Linked DNA regions of Mus musculus: region 1 is linked to region 2. A link is a loop called in an ENCODE intact Hi-C map of the cell type or tissue named here. Cell type or tissue: heart. All regions are shown on one strand.

Evidence for each region. Hi-C counts contacts between places; a loop is a spot of excess contacts. Peaks named below come from ENCODE experiments on the same cell type or tissue, not always from the same donor. Only the 100,000 strongest peaks of a DNase experiment are listed, where the experiment ranks them.
Region 1: a loop joins it to region 2, with 2.6 times the contacts of the local background. A loop is called at or near these places in 4 of 42 quality-filtered maps.

The regions. Positions count from the first base shown.
Region 1 is chr7:80,397,024-80,402,023 of GRCm38, reverse strand. It overlaps Furin (furin (paired basic amino acid cleaving enzyme)), which reads left to right. Exons shown (of 16, transcript NM_011046.3): 2 at 3,096-3,430; 3 at 3,831-3,929; 4 at 4,031-4,126; 5 at 4,774-4,902. The coding sequence starts at 3,254. Among named protein-coding and RNA genes, the nearest start is that of Furin, 3.3 kb to the left of the region's middle. In heart, CTCF peaks have their summits at 1,846 (motif pointing right) and 2,653; DNase peaks (open chromatin) are centred at 1,743 and 3,189; H3K4me3 peaks cover 2,152 bases; H3K27ac peaks cover 2,698 bases.
Region 2 is chr7:80,532,758-80,537,757 of GRCm38, reverse strand. It overlaps Blm (Bloom syndrome, RecQ like helicase), which reads left to right and starts at 2,639. Exons shown (of 22, transcript NM_001042527.2): 1 at 2,639-2,715. In heart, a CTCF peak has its summit at 2,647; DNase peaks (open chromatin) are centred at 2,557 and 3,197; H3K4me3 peaks cover 2,306 bases; H3K27ac peaks cover 1,870 bases.

The DNA of each region.
Region 1 (5,000 bases), 140 kb after region 2:
CCCCTGCTGCCCCCATCCATCGGGTGGCTAGCCGAGGGGCGGCCTGCTTGCCATACAGGTCTGACAGCAGACACTAGTCTGCTCGGTGCCGCCGTTCCCACCGCCCCAGGGCTTTGCGCCTAGGGGAAGTGGACTTTCATCTCTCTGAAGCACTGGGATTCTCTCTGACTTGGGAAGTGCCAAGACGACGCAGGTGATGTGGCCCAGTGAGGGCATGTGGCTGCTGGCCAGGTGTGGACATAGAAAAGGAGGGTGGGCGAGCAGATTAGGTGTGTGTTTCCTGTTTTGGGCTTCTATCTAAAATTTGTATTTTTTTAAAAAGAGGATCCTATGGCTTAAAAAAAGTTTGAAAGCCTCTGTCCTAATAGTTTTTAACCACCAAGGAAACTGAGGCCCAGAGAGTGGAAATGACTTGTGTAAGTAGTTGAGCAGGGACTAGGAGTTAAAATTTCCTGGGAGGTGCCTGTAACAGGACCTGCCTTGGGGTCTCTGCTGGAAAGAGAGACCTGATTGGGTTTCCCAGCAGTCTTTGGTGGCTTGCTCTGTGGCTGCCTCAGCTGGGTCTCCAGGTCCTAGAAACAGCAGCCACACCTGGGGGTAAGTGCCCGTCTTATGCCTGGAATGGTTGTGGTTATCTCTGTCTGTAGGTTCTAGGGAGAGACAGAAAGGCTTTGCCTAAGAAAAGAGCTAGGACAGTACTATAGCCTATTCTCTAGTCAGGCCCAGCACTGATGGCTGGGCAAAACTGACCCAGAGAGGCTAGAAATATATCCAGTCTCCTGGTTTTGAGACAACTGGGACTCAGAGGGTGAGTCAGAGTCTGGAATGGGGGTGGGGAGAAGCCTGTTCATTCATTGTTCACAGTTCTTTTGTGTGTGTGTGTGTGTGTGTGTGTGTGTGTGGTGTGTGTATCCTCCTATGTGTCTTGATGACGAGGCAGGGCTCTCTGATGTCTGGAATTCATATCCCACCCTTACCACAGTTGGGGAGACTTGGTGTGGAGGGAAGCAGACCATCTTTCTCGAGGTGTGGTGGGGGTTCTGTCTCAGTGGCCCCATCTATAGTTTGCTGAAACCTGGGCTAGACCCAGACCGACCCAGCCATAATTTGGAAGTTGTAGGCAGGTCTCAAAACTTGGAGCAGGGAGTCTGCACATTTCTAAACTAAAGAGGTTTTAGATGTGGCAAGAGTCCTGTTTCTACGTGGAGGCACGGAGCTCTAACTCTGAGGCATGTCTTCGGAGCCCTTTGGACTCTGCCCTTCAGGCATGGAGTCTGCCTCGTGGATGTCTCCTGCCATCAGCTGTCAGGTTATTTTGGTGTAAACTGAAAATACTCCAGGATTGTGTGTGGAGTCCCCTCAGCCTATAGGGTGAGATGGCAGCAGTTAGGGAGGCTGGGTAGCTAGTGGCAGTTCCTGGAGAATCTTGGCGTTCCCAGTGGCTAGCAGATCTGCCCAGCTCCACAGGGCAGTGTGCTGAGGTATCTACATTTTACCATTTGGCCAAGTGGCTACCTCTAGGGCTGGGCCATGGGAATGGTAGGGGCATCGGGATCCTGGCACTTAGACAGGACATCCCCAGCAGCCTACTGGAACCTCTCCTAGCTGCCACCTACCCCAGGAGCTTGGCTTGTGGCTAGTCAGGGGCCCTTTATGGGGACAGTTATGTGGCCCCAGGCAGAGAGGTCTTGCTGTCTGTTTGCTGAAGGAGGAAAAACACCACTCAGGGCTACTGATTCGGCCTCACCTTGGTGTTCCAGGCTCAGCGCCAGTGTTTGCCCTGGCAGCCTGGCTCAGATTACGCAAGGTGGTGGGCCTGGAACACGCCAGGGGGCAGCAGGGCTGGACTAGCAGGAGCAAAGTTGCCCAGGAAACAGCTTGGGCCCTGCCTCTAAAGATGGCTGTCATCTCAGCCCTAGAGGGTGGCAAAACCTCAGGAATCCCTCATGCTCAGAGTGTGGCTCCTCAGCCTCCATCCCAACTCGAGTCACCCACTCTTTCCTCTTGGGGACTGAGAGTCTTTTAAATAACTCCCTACAGCTCACCTTTTTGCTGAACCAGGATGCCCTAATTGAGTTGGGTAGACTCTGTTCATTTTTTAAAGAGCCAACATTTATTCTTTTATAAAATATGCCTGGATATTTTGAGAGCGTACAGTAGCACAAAGCAGAAAGTAACAATTGCTACTCATAATTCTCAGACTCTCCAAGGAGCGACTGTTAAGCAGTAACTTGTATCCGTCCAGATTTTGTTGTGGTTTTGTATAAATCTGCATGTATAGTTTTAAGAAAACAAAATGGAATCCTGTGTACATGCCATTTGATAATGTATCTTTCTTTGGTTATTGTTTGCTTTTTATTTTGAGCAACTCAAGCCGTAGTTGTATTAGTGATGGGAGAAAGGCTTGGGAGGGGGAGACTGTGGGCCCATGTGTCTGTTTGGCTGACCTTTGGGATATGTGCTGTATTTATTCCGGAGACACCTTGGGGGTTTGTGGTGTGTGTGTGTGTGTGTGTGTGTGTGTGTGTGTGTCTTTGTGTCTGTATGTCTAGGCTGCAGTTGGATCCCTGGGAGCTGGAGTTATAAGCTGCTGTGAATGATCCAATACAAGTGCAGGGATGAGAACTCTGGTCCCCTGCTGTCCCCTGCAGGAGCAGTATGTGCTCCTAACTACTAAGCCATCTCTCCAGCCCTTACCCCTATTTCTGATCTTGGTTTTTGTTTTGTTTTAAAGACAGGTCTCTTACCAAACCTGGAGCTTGCAGACTTGGCTAGGTTGACCAGCTAGCAAGCCCCAGGGATTCTTTTCTCTGCCCTGCCCCCAGTGCTGGAGTTACAGGCAAATGCTGCCAAGCCTTTAATGTGGGTCCTGGGACTCCAAACTCAGGTTTTGATGCTTGGGTGGCAGTAAGTGTCCCTACTGAGCCATCTTCCCAGCCCCTCAGGTGTTTGCTGGTTTTACCCATCTCCCTTGAAACTCCTTTTAGGTCCATCTCCTTTGAAACTGCTTTTAGGCTCAGCCGTGAGGCTAGGAGGGGCGGCATCAGTGTGTGGCTGAGAGGACTGACTCTTCCTTCCTCCTCTTGTTCCCTTAGATCTGGCCCTTACCCTGTCCTCCAGCCCTGCCCATCTCGGCCCCATGCCCCCACCAGTCAGCCCCGGGACCCTGGCACTGAGCAGGCACGTGGCAGCCAAGGCCCTGTGACCAGGCCAGGGAGACAGGCGCTCTGGGGTTCCAGTCACCTGCCCCCCCATGGAGCTGAGATCCTGGTTGCTATGGGTGGTCGCAGCAGCAGGAGCCGTGGTCCTGCTGGCAGCTGATGCTCAAGGCCAGAAGATCTTCACCAACACCTGGGCCGTGCACATTCCTGGAGGCCCAGCTGTGGCTGATAGGGTGGCGCAGAAGCATGGCTTCCACAACCTGGGCCAGGTAAGCTTCTTACTGGGCCTGTTTGTAACTTCAGGACATGACCTGGTGGTGGAGAGAGTGAGGGCAGAGACTCTCAAACCATGCAGCAGAAATTGTTGAGCTTGTCTTCCAGGGCGTCTGGGCAAGAGGCAGGTTCTGAGCGGCTGGTGGGATGGGATCCGTAACACTGTCCTGTTTGTGGGCTTTCCTGTAGGTTGCTTAGAAAACCCAGCACATCTTGGGGATGGTGTCCCTCTCCATCCCCTGCATGTTCTTGTGGGTCCTCAGCAGGGAACAGATTGCCCCCCCCCCAGGCGCTTGCCTTTGTGAGCCTCCCCAGCAGCCTTGTCCACCCCCATCTCTGCCTCCCCCAGGGACTGGCAGATGGAAAGCCCATCTCAGACTCAGTGCTTCATTGCAGATCTTCGGTGACTATTACCACTTCTGGCACAGAGCAGTGACAAAGCGGTCCCTGTCGCCTCACCGCCCGCGGCACAGCCGGCTACAGAGGGAGCCTCAAGTAAGTGTGGCCCTGGCCCTTCCGGCTGCCACCCCCTTCTGTTCTGAGTCTGCCCTCACTCTGCAACCCCCACACCTATACCATCCTCCTCTCCTTCCTAGGTAAAGTGGCTGGAGCAGCAGGTAGCCAAGCGAAGAGCCAAGAGGGACGTGTATCAGGAGCCCACGGACCCCAAGTTCCCCCAGCAGTGGTACCTGGTATGCTCCTTGGACTCTGGTTCTCTCCCCACCACAGTGAGGTCCTGTGAGTGGATGAGGCTCACCCTGGCTTCTTCTGTTTTCTTCTCCCTTCTTTCTGCCTCTGACCCAGTGGGTCTCAACCTTCCTACTGTTGCAACCCTTTAATTCAGTTCCTCATGTTGTGAGGACCCCCCCCCCCCAACTGTAAAGTTATGTTTGTTGCTACTTCATAACTGTAATTTAACTACTGTTATGAATTGTAAATATTTTTGGAGATAGATTTGTCAGGGGGGTCACGACCCATAGGTTGAGAACCACTGCTCTAGCCTTCCCAGAATCTATACATTTCCAATGGGAGCCAGAAGTGGCATTTTTAAAAATGGTTTATTTTTATTTTATGCACATTGGTGTGCTTGCATGAGTGTATGAGGCTGTCAGATCCCCCTGGAACTGGAGTTACAGACAGTCGTGACCAAGTGAGTGCTGGGAATTGAACCTGGGTCCTTTGAAAGAGCAGCCAGTACTTTTAACTGCTGAGCTATCCCTCCAGTCCCCAGAAATGGCATTTTAAGCTGGGATGGGTAGAGATAGAGGTTTTGGGGTAGAATTGATTCTTTTGAGTGAACAACCAAACATCTCTGGTAATGGGCTGGTTGTCTCTGCAGTCTGGTGTCACTCAGCGAGACCTGAATGTGAAGGAGGCCTGGGCCCAGGGCTTCACAGGCCATGGCATTGTGGTCTCCATCCTGGATGACGGCATTGAGAAGAATCATCCCGACCTAGCAGGCAATTATGTAAGGGCTGGAAAAGAGTGGTGGGAGAGCCCTGGGCAGGGACCTCGGGGGAACTGTCCTGTCCTGTCCTGTCAGCGTGGGGAGGCAGCTCCCAATGA
Region 2 (5,000 bases):
ATAAACAGAAGTGAACCTAGTTTGTTTTTACTATAAGATGACTTTTAAGCCTTACATGGAAGCGTGCTGGTCTTTCACTTGCCCTCAGATCAGGGCACCTTCTCTGCAGTCTTTTCTGGTCCTCCACATCTGCATTTGCATCCCTGTTGTGATAGCATAACTTGAGCTAGCATGTTCATGACATTGATTGGTACTGTTTTGTTTTGGGACAGGGTCTGGCTACATACCTCAGGCTGACCTCAAATTGGAGATCTTCCTGCATCTGCCTCCCGAGTGTTTCAATTATAAGCATGCACCACCACAGCTAACTTGTATTGCTACTATGAATATTAACTTATGTATTGTCCCTCTCGACAGACTGAGCCCAGATGTATTGTAGTTCTTCAGGGCCCATCTAGCACAATGACTTGACTAGGGACAGAGAAGTGAAGATAAACGAAAAAGGAGAATGTGACATGCAGGCACATTTAGCTAAGTGTTCCTTCAGGAAGTTGTGAGCATCACACTTACTGCCTGGGTGCGACCACTTGAGTCCCAGTGTTGTTGGTTCTACTCTTTTTGGTAGATTGTTCATATCTTCTTCTTACCTCTATTCTGTATGCTTTTCCATTTGCTATTTAAAAACTGCTTAATTATTGGGGTCTGGTGCTGCAGGCATGCTCCTTGGAAGGCAAGGGCATTAAAATTTCAATGCATAGCTGGGTAGTTGTGTTAACCACCTTTAATGCCAACACTTGGGAGGCAGAGGTAAGTGGATCTCAGAGTTCAAAGCGAGGCTGATCTACAGAGTGAGTTTCAGGACAGCCAAGACTACACAAAGAAACCCTGTCTCAGAAAGAAAGAACAAACAAAAGAGAGAAAGAAGAAATGAGGAGGAAAGGAAGGAAGGAAGGAAAAAGAAAAGGGAAAAAGAGAAAAAAAAGGAAGGAAGGAAGGAAGGAAGGAAGGAAGGAAGGAAGGAAGGAAGGAAATTTCAAGGCATGCCTGCACTTCCTAGCACTCAGAAGGCAGAGGCAGGCAGATGTCTCTAAGTTTGAGGCCAGCTTAGTCTACATAATTAAGTAACAGGCTAGCTAGGGCTACATAGACGCAGCTTTAAAAACATTTTATCAGTTTGTCAGCAGGATGCCTAAAGATGCAGACACATATAGATAGTAAGAAATTTACAATAATGAAACACATGAGTCTAGTCATCATCTGCAGCTATACTTCCTTGGTTTTTGTAACTCATAATAGTTTAGCACAAATGCAATATATAGAACTTGCATATTGTATTTTGGATCTCTAGGTATTTTCACTATATGTGTCCTCTAACCCACAACTCTCCACCAGTTTTCTCTAGATATGAATATTTAAATTTTATAAAGATCCCACATATAAGATCATGCAATAATAATTTACTGTGTCTGGCTTATTTCACTTAGCATAATGTCCCTAAATGGAAAGATCTGGTTCTTTTTACCAGGCTAATTACTATTCTGATGTGCATTTCCCGTCTTTCTCCTGACAGCTTATTTTCATATCTTGGCTATTGTGGATTATGCAGCAATGAACAAGGGAAAGCTGATAGCTTTAGGAAGTTATTTATTAATTTTCTTTGGGTATATGTCAGAGGAGATGTTTCTGGGTCATGAGGTAACTTTTAGTATCTTTCAAATCCTTTGTACTGTTTTCCATATTGTTGTAACAGTTTGAATTTACTCCTTAAAAGAGGGAAAGGGTCCGGCAGTGGTGGCATACGCCTTTGATCCCAGCACTTGGGAGGCAGAGGCAGGTGGATTTCTGAGTTGGAGGCCAGCCTGGTCTACAGAGTGAGTTCCAGGACAGCCAAGGCTATACAGAGAAACCCTGTCTCAAAAAACCAAAATAAATAAATAAATAAATAAATAAATAAATAAAATAAAAAGAGGGTAAGGACAGATGACAGGGTTGGAAGAGAAAAAAATTAACAAGAGCCCACTTTGGTGGAATATGTAATCCTAGTATTTGGGAAGTGTAAGTAGGTGGATCGGGAGTTCAAGGTCAGCTTCTCCTACACAATTTGGTGGAGGTTTGAGGCCAACCTGGGCTATGTAAGGTCCGGTCTCAAAAAAACTAAAAGTTACAAAAATAGAAGATCAGGCATCACCGGGCTGCATTCATGGTGGAAGCTACCCACTAGAACTGAAGCTTCACCCTCGGCATCTGCATGCCAGCTGAAGTATCTGAGCTTGCGACCGATTAATGACAGTCAGCAGTGGAAGAACCGCCGAAGTTTCACAAGAATAGAGGGTGAGATCCAAAAGAAGAGGCCCACAGACGCTTCGCCTGATTTACCGGAACTAGCAAGCCTCGGCTGTCTTCAAACATCACAAAATCTCTACCATGCCACAGACTGGGCTTCAGGCGCCTTTCCCTACACTAGGAAAACAAAAAACAAAAAACAAAACAAAGCCTTACTACGCCGGAAGCCAGGTAGTTTGCCATAATCACCTGACCGGTCAGCTGCATTCGGATTGGGCTTTAGTAGTACGTGCTCGGGGGATACCGCCCCAGCAGCTCTAGGGGCGGGGCCAGGAGCCAGAGGCCACGGTATTGGTTAGATCCTTCAGGGATTACCCAATCAGAATCATCCTTCTTGCCGCGCAGAGCGTGCGGCGCGGGGCGCAGGAGGGCCGTGTCGGCGCGCGGAGTTTGGATGGTGGTTCCGCCCGGCGCGACGTAAGCCTGAGTGAGGTGAGTTCGGCGCGCGCTGGGTTGCGGTGGCTCCGCCGACTAACAGAGCCCGAGGCCTTGGCCATTTCACCAGTCATCCGTCCCAGGTTCTCCGAGCCTCGCTTGTGGCGAGAAGCCCAGACCGGAGTAGAGACCTGGTGACCCAGAAAAGGCCATGTCAGGCGGCCGAGGCTCGAGTCTCACTGTCCACACTTTCCTTAAGGCCTTGATTGTCATACGCGAGAAATTAGCTCATCTGCTTCCCGTAGTTTGTGTAGTGCTGCAACGACCCCTCGTAGCAATGCATGCTTTCGAGACGCCAGAAGAGGTGGAGGTGCCCTGTTTTTAATCGGAGAAGCAGGAGCTCAGACCTCGTTTGCCGAAAGGGCGCGCGGGCTTGGATGCCAGATGAGGTTTGAATAGGACCTGCCCAGCTCTGAAGCCTATCTCACTGCCCCAGGCTTCCTCCCAGTCCCTCTTAACTGTCATAGGTTACCGGGTGAGGGTGACTGAGATGAACCTGCCATCTTCCGGTGTCGCCTTTAAATACACAGCTCTCCTACCTCAGCAAGGGGTAGGGGTGGGAAAGACTGATCGAGAGATGACAAGATGGAGGAGAAGGAGAGAGGCAGACGCCTGGGGAGTAATACATTTAATTGAGCTTGGAAGGAACTTGTCTCAGCCATCCAGTGCTGAGTTGACGTCACACCGTCTCAGCCATCCAGTGCTGAGTTGACGTCACACCGGCTTGAGTCAACATTTTGTTAGCCTGACTGCTATTCTGTTTGGATGTCACTTTAACTTTGCTTGGATGAAGTGGGATTTTTAGGTTCCCAAGATAGGGATTTAGTACCAGTTTGTTTGTTTTGGATCTTGTAGTCCCGTCTGGCCTCAAACTTGTAGAGCTGAGGGTGACTTTGGACTCCATGATCTTTTCAGCCTCAACCTCTCAAGTGCTTGAGTTACAGACCCATGTCACCATCCCTGTTATTTAAAGTGTATATACTGTGAAATATGTACTTCTGCAAAAGAGACTCACAGATTTCTCTGTGTAGCCCACTGTAGACCAGGCTGGCCTCGAACCCTGATTCCACTGCCTTTCCCTCCTGAGTGCTGGAATTAAAGGCAATGGCTGCCACTGCTGGACAGAATGTAGCATCTTAAACTTGGTTGAGGGACATGCTCTATTTTCTAAATTTTTACCTTTTGTCAGGAATGGAGATAGGAGTATGTTCTTGTCCATGTTTGTGTGTGTGTGTTAATGTGCAAGAAGACCAGAGGTACCTTCTGCAGTTGTCTTCCATCTTAGTGTTTGGGGCAGTCTCACTGAACCTGGAACTTACTGATTAAACTAGCAAGCCTCCCAGGACTGGCATTATAGATGCACATTACCACTCCTGACTTTCTAAGTGGGTTCTGGAGATCTGAAATCAGGTCCCTATGTTCATACTACAAGCAGTTTACTGACTGAGCCATCTTCCCAGGCCTTTTCTGTCTTACCAGGTTCAAAGTAATTGAAAAATTATCTGTATAATTTTGTGCCTAAAAGCCTTTGAGTATCTTGCTTTCCTGTAGAATAAGATCAGTTGCCACTAGGAATTTTGGTGGTTCACACCTATGACCCCAATTGGCACTTTGAATGAGACAGGAGAATGGAAAGTTAAGAGCAGCTTTATAAAGACTATCTTAGAAGCAAGCTACCTCCCAGAGCAAGCCTATAATCCACACACACATAGAAGGTGGAGACAGAAGGATCAGAAGTTGAAAGTTTTCCTCGGGTGCATAGTAAATTTGAGACCGGTCTAGACTATATGAGACCCTGTCTCCAAAACCCAAAACAAACATTAAAATGCTCATTACATTTATAATGTCTTTCTGTCACTCTGGCTATTATTGTTTTTGTTATTATTAATATTATTTTGGGGGTGGTTTTGAGTCAGGGTTTCTCAGTGTAGCTCCGGCTGTCCTGGAATTTACTCAGTAGACCAGGCCTTGAACTCAGAGATTTGCCTGCCTCTGCTTTCTGAGCGCTGAGATTAAAGGTGTGCACCACTACTGCCTGACTCATAACAAAACTTTAACAGTATTTTTTATTTGTGTGTGAGCTTGATGGGATCAGAGAACAACTTGCAGTTCTCTGCCATCGTGTGGGGCCAGGGGATTCGAATCAGGTTCTCAGGCTTGGCCAGCAGTCTTACTGCCTAAGCCAACCGAATGGTCCTGTTTTTGTTTTTTTCACAAGTTCTTAACACATTTTAGTTATAAAATAGGCTATAATAGATTTTTCTTAGGTAATTGTTTACAGT